Regions from separate parts of the Homo sapiens genome. Here region 1 is linked to region 2. The links are chromatin contacts, found by Hi-C or POLR2A ChIA-PET in ENCODE. All regions are on one chromosome and are shown on one strand. Each heading gives the region's core, a stretch centred on a gene start or an enhancer-like site at or near the end of the contact. The rest is flanking DNA. Distances are from core to core; before and after follow the strand shown.

What was found. A loop is a pair of places that touch in the nucleus more often than their neighbours do. ChIA-PET counts read pairs that join two places held with the same protein, here RNA polymerase II (POLR2A). Pooled maps may share reads with other maps.
Region 1: a loop to region 2 is called in a map of heart left ventricle, with 5 times the contacts of the local background. The contact joins two enhancer-like sites. A Hi-C loop is called at or near these places in 1 of 168 maps with a recorded cell type or tissue (heart left ventricle) and 1 of 50 pooled maps. POLR2A ChIA-PET finds 5 or more read pairs at or near these places in 2 of 52 experiments (PC-9 and activated T-cell).

The regions. Positions count from the first base shown.
Region 1 is chr9:70,157,406-70,164,645 of GRCh38, reverse strand. All of the region lies in intron 9 of MAMDC2 (MAM domain containing 2), which reads right to left. It overlaps MAMDC2-AS1 (MAMDC2 antisense RNA 1), which reads left to right. Exons shown (of 4, transcript NR_040076.1): 3 at 6,904-7,134. Among named protein-coding and RNA genes, the nearest start is that of MAMDC2-AS1, 15 kb to the left of the region's middle. Within about 2 kb of position 4,730, at least 2 of the 41 ENCODE cell types and tissues checked have a DNase peak (open chromatin) inside an H3K27ac peak, as active enhancers do.
Region 2 is chr9:70,109,330-70,115,645 of GRCh38, reverse strand. MAMDC2 (MAM domain containing 2) reads right to left here. Exons shown (of 14, transcript NM_153267.5): 4 at 5,842-5,926; 5 at 2,514-2,651. Among named protein-coding and RNA genes, the nearest start is that of MAMDC2-AS1, 63 kb to the left of the region's middle. Within about 2 kb of position 4,980, at least 10 of the 41 ENCODE cell types and tissues checked have a DNase peak (open chromatin) inside an H3K27ac peak, as active enhancers do.

The DNA of each region.
Region 1 (7,240 bases), core at 3,481-5,980, 49 kb before region 2:
AAAGAAGGGGAAAGAAGATGAGGGGCCAAGTAAAGTGATATCCCTTAGAAAGGTATTCCTGATTTTATGCAAATCTCTTAAAAGTTAGAGACAAATTAAATTTATGTAAATCAATGTCTCCATGTACTCAAGATCCCAGTCCTTAGGTTCTGATAATACTTTAAAATGTTTGTCCTGATGGAGAATATTCATAGCCGAGGAAATCTGCCTAGACTGGAAACACAAACAGGCAATGAAAGGAGAGCTGTAAAAACATATTTGCAAAGAAATAATTTTAAATACAGTCAAGGAGGGATCAACAATATTACTTAACTTACTCTCTACTATACTAAAAATACATAGTATACATGCTTTTTAAAATCCACAACAGAGTATTGCTACCTCAGCACTACTGACGTTTTGGGCCAGATAATTCTTTGTTATGGAGGACTGCCCTGTGCATTGTAGGATGTTTAGCAGCAACTGTAACCTCTACTCATTAGATGCCAGCATCACTGCCAAGTCGTGACAATCAAAAACTTCTTCAGACATTGCCAAATGTCCACTGGGGGAAAATCTCCCTGAGAACCACTGGTAAAGAGTAGTAGAAAACTGCTGTGTGGATTATAAAACCTCACTTAACTAAATTCCTGTTATGTGCAGTCCTTGTGCTAGGCACTTTCGGAGTTGGATTTTTTTTTTTTTTTTTTTTTTGAGACAGAGTCTCACTCTGTGCCCAGGCTGGAGTACAGTGGTGTGATCTTGGCTCACTGCAACCTCAGCCTCCTGGGCTCAAGTGATCCCCCTGCTTCAGCCTCCCAAATAGTTGGAACTACAGGCGTGCACCACCACACCCGGCTAATTTTTGTATTTTTTGTAGAGACAGGGTTTCACCTTGTTGCCCAGGCTGGTCTCGAACTCCTGGACTCAAGTGATCTGCCTGCCTCAGCCTCCCAGAGTGCTGAGATTACAGGATAAGTCACTGTGACCAGATCTGTTACCTGATTTTTGGATTCACAGTCGATTTCAACCTATTTATTCTCTCCACTCAGAACAAGACTGTTCTAAAAATGGACTAGATTTAGTTTTCTCTTCCTCTACACATCACCAGGTGATTGTTCTAACAAGCGATGAAATATGGGCCAGGCACAGTGGCTCACGCCTATAATCCCAGCACTTTGGGAGGCCAAGGCAGGCGCATCACTTGAGTCAGGAGTTCAAAACCAGCCTGGCCAACATTGCGAAACCTTGTCTCTACATAAATACAAAAATTAGCTGGGCATGGTGGCTCACGCCTGTAGTCCCAGCTAATCAGGAGGCTGAGGCAGGAGAGTCACTTGAACCCAGGAGGCAAAGGTTGCAGTGAGGCAAGATGGTGCCACTTCACTCCAGCCTTCGTGACAGAGCAAGACTCTGTCTAAAAAAAAAAAAAAAAAAGAAAGAAAGAAATATCCTGAAGCCCTGGAAACAAAAGGTAAAGGAGCAGAAATGCAAGGCAGATGGACTAATACCCAAACTGAATAATCATCCCCTGGATTATCAAGGATTTATTGTTCCAATTTCCTGCTTTAGAAAACTGTAATTATTAAAGGACAATAGAATCTCCTCTTTATTTTCATCTTTCTCCCTTTCAAAAAAACAATGATCTGCTCTCTAGAAACAACATAATGACAGGCAGCAGAACCTAAAAGGTCACTGAGCAAATGCTCCTCATAGTATATAATTTTAAGTCTCTTCTAAAGTTTTTTTTTTTTTTTGAGGGGGGTGGTTGATTAGGAGGAGGTCTGTGTGGAAACCCACCTACAAGGTTGTGTTAGTCCAAGGGGTCAGACTGCCCCTAGGCCTGTCAAAGTTCATAAAAGTTCCTGGTTAAAGTACCCACGAGTCCAGGTGCCATGGCTCATGCCTGTTCCCAACACTTTGGGAGGCCAAGGCAGGCAGATTGCAGCCAGTTCGAGACCAGCCTGAGCAACATGGCAAAACCCCCTCTCTACTAAAAGTATAAAAAATTAGCTGGGCACGGTGGTGTACACCTGTAGTTCCAGTTACTCAGGAGGTTGAGGTGGAAGGATCACCTCGGCCCGGGAGGTTGAGGCTGCAGTGAACTGTGATCACATCACTGCACTCCAGCCTGGGTGACAGAGTGAGATCCTGTCTTAAAAAAACAAAACAAAACAAAAGTACCCAGGAAAGAAAAAGTAGAGAATCAGGTATGTCAGGAATTCATGTTCTCAAACCAAATCAAGATAGGTTTTAAAATAATCAGGGTTATTGCTTTTCACTTTATAGGATGTTATAGTTTAACAACTACCAAATATAATGAATAGAATTTTGCCAGGAAATGGAGGAAATAAATTTTGTTGGGTGCTGTGAAGTCAAATCAAATCAAATCTTTGTTATATAGTTCAAAAGGACTGTTTGTGTTAAAGAACTAAACACTGGCTGTATTAAATATTTTTTCACTGCCTTTTAGAGTAGATTCCATGACCTGCTTGATAGACATGGTAGACTAGGTTGTTGGGTTAATCCACCATCTACTTTACCAATTGAATGGCCCCATTTAGGCCTATAATTAGCATGTAAATGATAGCTTCCAGAAATTGCCTTCTATATTTGGATAGAAACATTTCAGTCCTGTGCCAACAATATCATAACTTACCCATTTTCACAAAATGAACCTAGTTAAGTTCTTATTATAAGTGGTAGACCTCAACAATTTCCCAGACGGTTTGATTTTGAGTTAAATTTAACTTTTCTTCTGATGAGGTTAAAATCTTTTGAAATCATTTGCACAGATAAATTTGGTTACGACAACTACAGAGTTGGTGGCATAATTATTCACAAAATTACTATAATCCAGTCAGTGAAATTCCAGAGCCCTTCATTAAGATGCTACTGACACATCTGTAAGATATACTATACGATGTAATTGCATTCATTTAACTGTTTGACAATAAGTTGTAATAGAGTTTTTAAAAAATTTCAATATTGAGATACTTGGCAAAATGGATGAAATTATTACAAATCCCTGAAGGCAGACTAAGTGAAGCTTTATCTAGAAAAGTAAGTGTGAGGCTTTAGCATTCTTAGAACCTAGCACTGTTTTGAGAAATAGCTGCAAAATTGCAAAAGCATGCCTGCTGCAGATACTATATTTGGTCTTCATCTCCCACAAAAGGCAGAATGACCATGTGTTTTTAAATAAGTTTTTAGCTGACCAATACTTTTTTTCTTAAAGGACCCATCTGGTTAGTTTTTTCTTTTTTAAAAGACCCATCTGATTTAATTCAACTTTTGGCTCTTACAAGCGACAGAGATCAAGCAGCTTCCAGCTTTTCTCAGTGTGAAAGTCTTTCTGCTCCCAGGAGCCTTCAGGTCTGGGCTAGGGACCACACTGTGATAGAATACAGGCCTGTAGCTGAACTTTTTCATTGCTATTTGGATGGTAAACATCCAAACCTCTCAACTCAAAGATTTCAGAAATCTGCTTTATTTTCTGATCTTTAGGCCACTGTAAGGGGAGGGGAGGTTCCAGAAGGGACCACAGAATCAGCTATTTTTTAGAATGAAGAACAGGTCCAGAGAGCCTGTGATAGCAGCTCACACAACAGCCAGTTGCAGACTCGGGTATGAAACATTACACCCCTTCCTGATCCCTGATAGAATGTATTTCATTATACAGCCCCCTCATTTTCCCTATTTTGCTTTAGGTATCTTAAAATACGATTCTGAGAGACATGATGCAACTCCCCAGTTAATAGCATGGGACCAAACATTTCTTTGACTTGTGTTTACAACAAGCTTCCTGTCATTTTGCCTTACGTTTGTTGATGGAGTATTTTGGTAACTCAGCACAGGAGCCTGACTCTTACATAGATTGTGGCTGATTTTCAGAACTGGCTAATGTCGAACCAGCCATAGTATCTCCTCCTTTCCACAGCAGCTCTTCCCTCACCTCAGCCACGTCCTTCTCACCCTTAGCCGAAGACATCACTGCCCTGCTCTGCGCTGAAAATGTAGGCCCCCCAGAAAGAATGCTCACAGCTTCTCCGACATCCACATCTACACCCTTATCTTCACTTGCACCCATTTTCACTTTTCCCCCTTGTTTTGAGAGCAAAGTGTGTCTGATTGCAAAGTTCATGTTCTTTTCATGGTGGGACAGAGAAGACTAATCCTACACAATTAATGTTGAAGATGCAAGTGGAAAATAAATGAGAAAAACCTCTGAAAAAAATGAACATTAGACAAAGCTAAGATGACATCATTTTTAATGTTTTAGTCTCTAATTCCCCACCCTAATAATGAAGACATTATTATATTTAATTACCCCATAAAGCTTTCATTATCACTGAAGGAAAATAGGTGCAAATGCCTTCCTGATTTTTACATGTACTCCTCAAGAGGGCAGGTGACCATCTGGTGACTTCTGTTTTTTGTTCTTTTTTTTTTCTGGAGACAGGGTCTCCCTCTGTTGCCCAGGCTAGAGTGCAGTAGCGCAATCACGGCTCACTGCAACCTCTCCCTCCTGGATTCGAGGGATTCTCGTGTCTCAGCCTCCTGAGTAGCTGGGATTACAAGCATGCGCCACCATGCCTTGCGAATTTTTTTACTTTTAGTAGAGACAGGGTCTTACCATGTTGGCCAGGCTGGTCTTGATCTCCTGGCCTCAAGTGATCTGTCTGCCTCACCCTCCCAAAGTGCTGGGATTACAGGTGTGAGTCACCGTGCCCAGCCAGTCTGGTGATTTCTAATAGGCCTCCGGGCTGCCTGTGATTTTGTGTAAAAAAAATCAGTGCTGGGCTAAAAATACAATGTGGTTTCTCTCTGGCCCACCTCCCATAGGGAGTTCTCCTGGTCAAACACTGCCCTGACAAATGTAATGTAATAAAATGTAAAGACCAATTTAATTGTCATGTCCAAGGACAGGCATTATAATTGGAGTCATTGTTGTGGCTCACTTGGAGTTACAAAAACGTCAGTCCTGCCAGAAGATAGATTTATAGAATGCAATCCACAAACAGCAAAAAGGAAGAATCTAGGTCCTCCTCTTGCCTCTCAAGGGCTCACTCTGCTCTAGATGAACCCCTCCTGGGCCTGAAGAAGACAGCAAGCACTTTTAGCAATCCTTTGCTAATAAGAATGCTGACTTTGCCCTACCCACCTCTGAGACATAGAGGCAATTAGCCTGATTTTCATTGATTCCCAAGCCAAAGTGTAGATCCATGAAGTGAAGAAGAGCTGCAGTTTAAAGCTTACATAACTCTTACCCCTTTTTAACCTATGCCACACTTATTTAACCAACTCCTAATAACAGACAATATGGTAGTTTCCACTCTCTCAGTATTATAAATATTACTGGAATGAACGATTATAGCTAAATCTTTGTGCATAACCATGATTATTTCCTTATGATAAATCCCTAGATGTAGAATTGTTATGTAATAAAGTATGCATGTTTGAGCGCTTCCTTTTTTATTCATGTAATTAAATTGTTATTAAAACATTGTGCCAATTTACCCTCATATAAGAGCACATGATAATCCTTATTTCCTTGCATCCTCACCTTTCCAGGGTAATGTTATACGTGTGTGTGTGTGTGTGTGTGTGTGTGTGTGTATTATGCATGCACACATATATGTTTATATATATACATATACAGTCATACACTGCATAATGACATTCCAGTCAATGATGGACTGCATGTACAATGGTAGTTCCATAAGATTATACTACCATATTTTTACTGTACTTCTGTCTCTTTAGATATGTTTAGATACAAAAATACTTACCATTGTGTTGTAACTGTTGCCATTATTTAATACAATAACATGCTGTATAGGTTTAAAGCCCAGGATCTGTAGGCTATACCATACAGTCTAGGTGTGTAGTAGGCTATACCATCTAGGTTTGTATAAATATTCTATGATATCCTCACAAGGACAAAATTGCCTAACAAACACATTTCTTGGAATGTATCCTTATCATTAAGTGATACATGACTGTATATACATATATAAGTACATTTGAATGTATTTATTCAATTATCAATTAAAAATTTTTTCACTTTAGAAAACATTAATATGTATACATATGTATAGTACATATATTGAAAAATAAATCTTTCACTTAGACCAGAAAACATTTATATGTATATATGTACATATTATATATATTTAAAAATAAATATTTCACTTTAGACCCAAATATGCATATATGTATATATATAAATGGGTATATATATTTATACTTGCATCTAAAGTGAAAGATTTATGTTTTAATTCATAAATTGAACAATACAAACAGTGTACAGTATAAATACAGCAATTAATACAAACATCATACTCCAGGGTATTATGTTTTTAAAATATTTTGATAGACAAATGTATTATTTCATTACTTTTAAGATTTCTTTGGCTGGGTGTGTTGGCTAACACTTGTAAAGCACTTTGGGAGGTCATACATGGGTGGATCGCTTGAGCCCAGGGGTTTGAGACAAGCTGGGTAATAGTGAGACCACATTTCTACAAAAAATGCAAAAATTAGCTGTACATGATGGTGCACACCTGTACTTCCAGCTACTTGGGAGGCTGAGGTGGGAGGATCACCTGACCTTGCAGAGGTCAAGGTTACAGTGAGCTATGATCACACCACTGGACTCCAGCCTGGGTGACAGAGTAAGACCCTGTCTAAAAACATAATGTCTTTGATTATAATGAGGTTGGGTATATTTGTGCATTTATTTTCTGGTTATATTTCTTTTTTTCTGATTTGCCTGTATATATCCTATCCGCTTTCCTATTGCTTAGTTTACCTTTGGCTTATTGATTTATTAGATTTATATATTTATTTTAAATGTATTAAGACTTTGTTGCATATGTTGCAACCTTTTTTTCCCCCTCTGACTTGACATTTGCCTTTCAGATTTGTTTATGTGGCATTCCTCGTTTGAATAAAGCAGAACCAAATGTCTTGGTTTGAAGATTGAGATGAAATGGGAGGGCCACAAATAGTAATTTATCTTTGAGCATCGTATAGATAAACATGTAACCTGATACTAAACAAAAGTAAATGCTCATGGACTGTCAGTGATGTGGTGGGATATGCCAGAGGGAAGTGATTTGTGGACTCACTGGAGAGAGACTTCTACTAGAAGTAAGTACTAAACAGATAGTGCAGAAAATATCCAGAGAAAGACATATAAGAGGAGGAGGGAAAGGTAGGCATATCTATGCAAAAGGAAATAAGGTATGTTTCCTCT
Region 2 (6,316 bases), core at 3,731-6,230:
GTCACTGTCAAAAGTGCTAAACAGCACTTTGGGAGGCCGAGGCAGGCGGATCACCTAAGGTCAGGAGTTCGAGACCAGCCTGGCCAACATGGGGAAACCCCATCTTTACTAAAAATACAAAAATTAGCTGGACAAAGTGGTGGGTGTCTGTAATCCCAGCTACTTGGGAGGCTGAGGCAGGGAGAATTGCTTGAACCTGGGAGGTGGAGGTTGCACTGAGCTGAGATTGCACCACTGCACTCCAGCCTGTGCAACAGAGCAAGACTCTGTCTCAAAAAAGAAAAAAAAAAGGGCTGAAACTTGCTTTGCTTTTAAAGGTAGGAAGTACATAAACATGCTTTTTTTTTTGTCTTATCTCAATTTCTTATGTAAGTGACCCCAGATGCATCTGAAGAAACAGTTTCTGGGGGATTCTTCTGTACTCTTGCTCCACCTTTTTACTCTCCATCTATTGAAATAATCTCTGTCATGTTAATCCATCTAAATACACTGCTGTGATGGTGTCTCTCCCCTGCCCAAACACCTGTGTGGCCTCCCATTGTCAATGAAATAAAGTTAAAATCTCTTTCCTGGCATTCCAGGCATTTTAGAATTTGCCCCTGCACTGCTTTCTCAGCCACATCTCTCCCACCATCCACCCCTTGTAGCACAACCACTGTATCATTGCTCTTAGCTTTTTCTCATCTTTGTCAAAATCATACCCATCCCCGAAATACAGTTTACTTCTTTTATCATGTCTTCTAGGACATCCAAGCAGTGAGGGACCTCTTTTGTCTCTGAATTCCCAACACCTTTCTTTTTTGATGGAGGAAGGAGACCACTCTTATTGCACTTGACACATACCACCCTTTGTTAACATCCATTTGTGGTAGAAATCCCTTTTCCTTTCTTGAAAGCGTCTTCCTTGAAGCTGGGAAGGGGCCATAGAGGATCTGTCATTTTAACTGTCATTTACCCCATCATATCTAATGCTGGGTCAAATTAATGAAAATGCTAGATTTAAAGTTGCGTTTGTTTTAAACAGGCAACTCCATGAGACTCCAGTCTTTTTATTTGTGGTTACTTATAAAGAGCTTATTCTAAGAAGCCTGAATGTATTGTAAAAGAAACTTGTCAAATGAAGGTTGCAAAATAGAAGTTGGCCAACAGGGCCTGACCGGCAAGTGTGTTTTATTGGCCCACACTGTGATTTTAGAAAATATTCACCAACTTTTAAAAATTTGGGAAATTTCACACACACAAAAAAATCCCCTGCCTTCCTAATGATCTTGAAACATCAAAAGATCTGGCAACCCGGGCTTACATTCTCACACAGCAGCAACTCATTGGAGCCAAGTAACCTTTGCACAGGGTCTCTGCCATCTAGTTTGCCGCAGTCCTCACCCAGCCCACATGTCATTTGCTTATACTGTCTGCCTGGCTGTTACAGGGAATTGAACCTGAGACTCTGGATATAAAGGAGAAGTTAGAATAGGAGCAAAGAGAACAGTAAGGTTAGGATGAAGACTGTCCAGAGTCAAGATAAGCTGAAGGATGAGCACTTTTGAAAAAAAGAGTTGGAGACATGGTTAAATATATTCAGATGAAGAGAAGCAATACTGAATGAAGAAAAATGGTAAGAACCATAAAAGGTCATTATGTCTTCAGGCATGGGGACACACTGTCACCATCAACAAATTATTAGGATGAGTATATTACCTCAATATCTATGCGTAAAGGATCAAAAGAGAAAAAGTTAACTGTTTGCAACAGAATAAAAATTCCTGTTCTTGTTCTTGTTGAAAGGCCAGCTGCCAGAAGCTTCTCACTCCGTGGAGACCTTGGAGTCGAGGATGAAATGTCTTACAACTGTGGGGAGACCTTGGCTTTTCCAAAGCCTACCAGGGTCCAGGTGAGAGCAGTGGTAACCCACAAGTAAGTAAGCCCTTGCCCTTGTCTCTCTTCTGTGGAGGACTTCTCCTCAAAGCTGACTTCTCGCTGGTAACACAACCTCACCTCCCATTTTCCTTGCAGAGAAGCAGCCTTCTTGGCCACTAGGGGGGCCTGTTGCACACCACATTCAGAGCTAATCATCAGTATTGGCTCACCTCACTGTCACTTGGGAAGTTCTTAGGACCCATTCCCATCCTTTGATCTATCTTCAGTGAAAAGTAACCTAGGATTTTTCCAGCCTTGTCTTTAGAAATGAGAAATATTAAACAACAAATATACAAGAAAGTAAAGCATAATATGGAAATATGAAAATGCAAGACTAGGCCACAGGTGAAGGAGAACTTTTAATGGAATGGCCTTCCCCTTAGCTACAGAGCTCACAGCTGCAGTTTGTCTCTACCTCACTGTAGATCCTTCCCTACTCTTCTGTCACACCTCCTGGTTCCTACTTAGTTCCTACTCACCCTCCTCCCTCCTCTCTTCCCTGTTGACAGAAGCCACAGCTAGGTCAGTGCAGGAAGTGGGAGGAGACAGCAGAAAAATTTATCCTGGGAAAAGGACTCTATTTGATCCCAGCTCACCCAGTTCACTCTTGAAGGTGTGATCCTGTGGGAGAATGGAGTGGACATTCCGAATACTTCCTCCTCCAACAAACCAGTTCACATTGGGATTCCAGCGGTTCACAAAGCCACAGAGATGATTTTCTTCAAAGTCACATTCTGGGGAAGGGAAACAAAAACACTTCATGGAGACACAGTCACACCTGGGTACACGCATCCTACTACAGAGTTTGCTCTTAGATATTCAGAAGTTTCTCTCTTCCTTTGCCCACTGCAACCTTTCTACCAGGACCCCTGCACAATTTTGGCCAAGAAGAGAGACAGATCCTGTAATGAATCAAGATTCTAATTCATCATTGGCCCTTTGGATTATGGCCCTTCCACTTATTAGCCATGTCACTTGGAGCATGACTTACCACTTTTTGTAGCCTCTGTGTCTCCATATGTGAAATGGGGACAATGTTCCCACTTCACAGAGCTATTGTAAGTGTGGAGAGCTCCCAGCATAGTGCCAGGCATGTGGTCAGTGCTTGGTACAAGTCAGCTATTTTTATCAGTCACCTCTGTCTCAAAGAGCTGTTCAGGGTTATGCTCGTAGCTCTAGAAAATTTTTTCCACAACCCTTTCTTGAATCTACTGGCCCAGTCCTCCATTCCTTTCTCTTCTCATGATGAACAAGTTGCCCAGAGCTGAGGGACATGTGTCTGAGATGCTAAAATTCCCTGTTTTTCTTATAAATCAGAACCCAGGTAAAATAGGTGGGGCAGATATATCCTAGGTTCTGGTCCCTTTTGCAGCTACTGAGTAGAGAAGAGAGAGAAGATAATCAGATCCCCCTCTTCTACCCTTAGTGTCATTGGCATGTTTGCATGGATATATTGGTCTCCATCAACAATTGTTCCTTAAAAGGGAGCAAGAAACCCACAAGCTAATGCCTCCATTGACCCTTATAATCACACAGTTAAACTAGGAAGTATAATTGTGCTGGCCACTGGCCCCCTGCGGATCCACGTTGCTCTTCTCCACCTGATAGGTCCTGCAGAGGTTGACCTATCCGGACTGTATCAATGGGCTACCCTGCCTTCCATCTCCCTGTTGGATTCGACCAATGGAGGGTGGAAGGAGAATGAAATCAGGGGTTTACTTGCCCAGCAGTCTCCCAGCCAGGTCGCCATGAGTTGGCAAGTCTTGTCAAGCAGCCCTTGTTTGACAAATAGCTATTGTTTACAGGTACTGGAAACTCCTCCTCCCTTGTCCTTTCAGACCAAAAGAAGATAACAGCTCCTGAATCATCACTGTTACTAGTCCTGGGTCACAGAGCTATTCCTTGCTGGCTTCCTTTACCACTCACACCTTTGTGGTCTCTTCAGTGAGCTTCCCTCAAATTACTCAGGTTGACTGTACCCTCTGTTTCCTCCTTCCTGCCAGGATCTTGACTGGTGTAGTCAGCAATGTGTTTTTACATTAGCAAGCACTGAACATTTCTAAGATTTTCATTTTCAATGTTTCCACCACAGTGTCTGCTAGCCAATGCCCTAACATTCAGTGCCAAATGCTGCCTAAGAGTAAAATAAAAAGCAAAATATTCCTCAATATGCCAGGCTCCATTCTGAGCACTTTACATAAATTAACTTATTCAATCTTCAAAGCAGCCCCATGACATAGGCACTGTTACTAACCTCATTTTACAGATGAGCAATGGAGAGAGGCAGATAAAGTACCCAGAAAGAAAGAAGTCAGAGTGTGATCATAGAGTTTAACAAGATAAAAGTGTTGGCATCCTTTTGTTTTAAACAAATCAGAAGTCACCACATCATTTGAAGAAAGGCAATTAACATGTTTTGGATGTCCAGCACTGTATATACCAATTATTTTCATAACCAGGATATTCCTCCTCCTAAGAATCCTAGGAGGGAAGCTTTTTATTCCCATTTTACGGATGCCAAGAGGCTGAGGCTCAGTAAGCTGACTGAGCCAGCAGGTGGCGCTCCACCAGAGGTGTCTGACTTCCCTGTCGTTCACAAGCTGTGCAGATGCCAGGTGGAAGCCCAGCGGGAGGCTCAAGGAAAAGAGCCTGAGCCTCACTGTATCTTCAGAAAATGGTCTGTTTTCTTTCACTTGCCCTAGAGATATCATTGAGGTCAAAACAGACAAGTGAAACGTAAGGGAATTAGCAAAGGCTTTTTTGTTGTTGTTGTCGTTCAGAATATTCTTTGACTCTCCTTTCTCTTCCCCGTCACATTCATTTAGCCTTCAAGAGTTGTCAGTGCTGAAAAATCTCTCAATTCTACTGCCTTTTTCCAATTCCACTGCTAATTCAGTATTACCCTCATTATGCCCCCTCTGTAATGTCACAGCTGCTTCCTAGGGGTTTTCCCACCTGCTATGCATTTTCTTTGTACCCAACTCATTTTCCACGTGGCAGCTGGAGTCATCTGAAAGTGCAGCTGCACACTTCTCCCCTGCTGGCTGACCCACATGATTCAGCAGGTCCAAGCTCCACATCCTGCATCCACACTCTTCCATCACAAACTCCCTTAGCAGTCCTGGTCTCACTTCAAACACCCTACTCAGCCTCTTGCCTTTGCCTGAACCTGCCCTGTTTCTTTCTCCCCACAGGGGTCTGGCCATGGAGAACCCTTGCCTTCCTACCCTGCACCTCCACTTAACTAAATTCTTCTCCTTCTTGAAACTCCTGCTCCAGTGCACTGTCCCTATTCAGTCCTCTCCAATTTCCTCTCCTCCTCCCTGCGCCTCTCCACTGCACAGCTTGTCCTTCCTCAGCAGTATTTGCCATATGCAGAACTAGCTTCAATGTAGACAAATAGGAACTGAACCACCATAGGACAGGGTTTATCCTTTCTTTATGCCCTCTTGGAAGCTGGCAGATAAGAGACAGCCAACCAACTCTGCTCAAGTGAAATCTAAGTGACAACTGTGATTATTAAGAGGAGAGCCGTGGTGTGCCAAGAGAGAAATAAGGGAAAGGAGGTAATACAATGTCTGCTTTTCTGGCACATGCTACAAAAAGCTGAGTTTCCAGCAATTTGTAAATTATTTTAATCAGAATGTGTTGAGGTTAAGGTGGCAGCTCTGAAGTTACAGTTCCTGCATCTATATTTCTTTCATTAATCCAGACTGTACAGGCAGATTCTAATGAGCCTTCCCACACTAAAGACAAAAAACATACAGTATTCAAATGAATCTAGCAAAGAATTTAAACCAGTATGCATTATGCAGTGCATTCTATAAAATAGTTGGTCTTTAGGATTGATTCAGTTCCCTCTGGCAACAGTAACTTTTAGAAAAAGATTCACAATTTGATTTAATGAAAATGAAGCCCACTTACCAATACAGTAGCCGGTTGTCATCTTGATTTCAAATAGTGCGATGCTGGCTGTGTTTCCCTGTCCTAGTACACCTTCTATTAAAATCTGCACAACATATGGGGAAGAAGGGGAGTTAGACTTCAAAACATCATGTTTCCTTGGTTCAGTATTTCAGCTATTAGTCTGGAGCTGTTCAGCCACTTAAGGCAAAACAGGATTGTTAGTCTCAGCTAATTGCTATTGGATACCAATTTCACTACGGACTTTACTAGAAGAATGTGTGTGTATATATGTGTGTGCATGCGCATGTGCACATAAACTCATACATCAAAACTTCAAGGTAAATAAGGCATCTGATAGAAGCTCAGAGTCAGCTGTCTTTTCTTCTCTTGCTATCCCAACCACCACCACCTTCAGTGCTTGTGGTAGCACTTGTGGTCCTGTTTCTGAAAGTAATCACTTTTTCTCCTGTGGTTTTAGCCCTATATTCTGCAA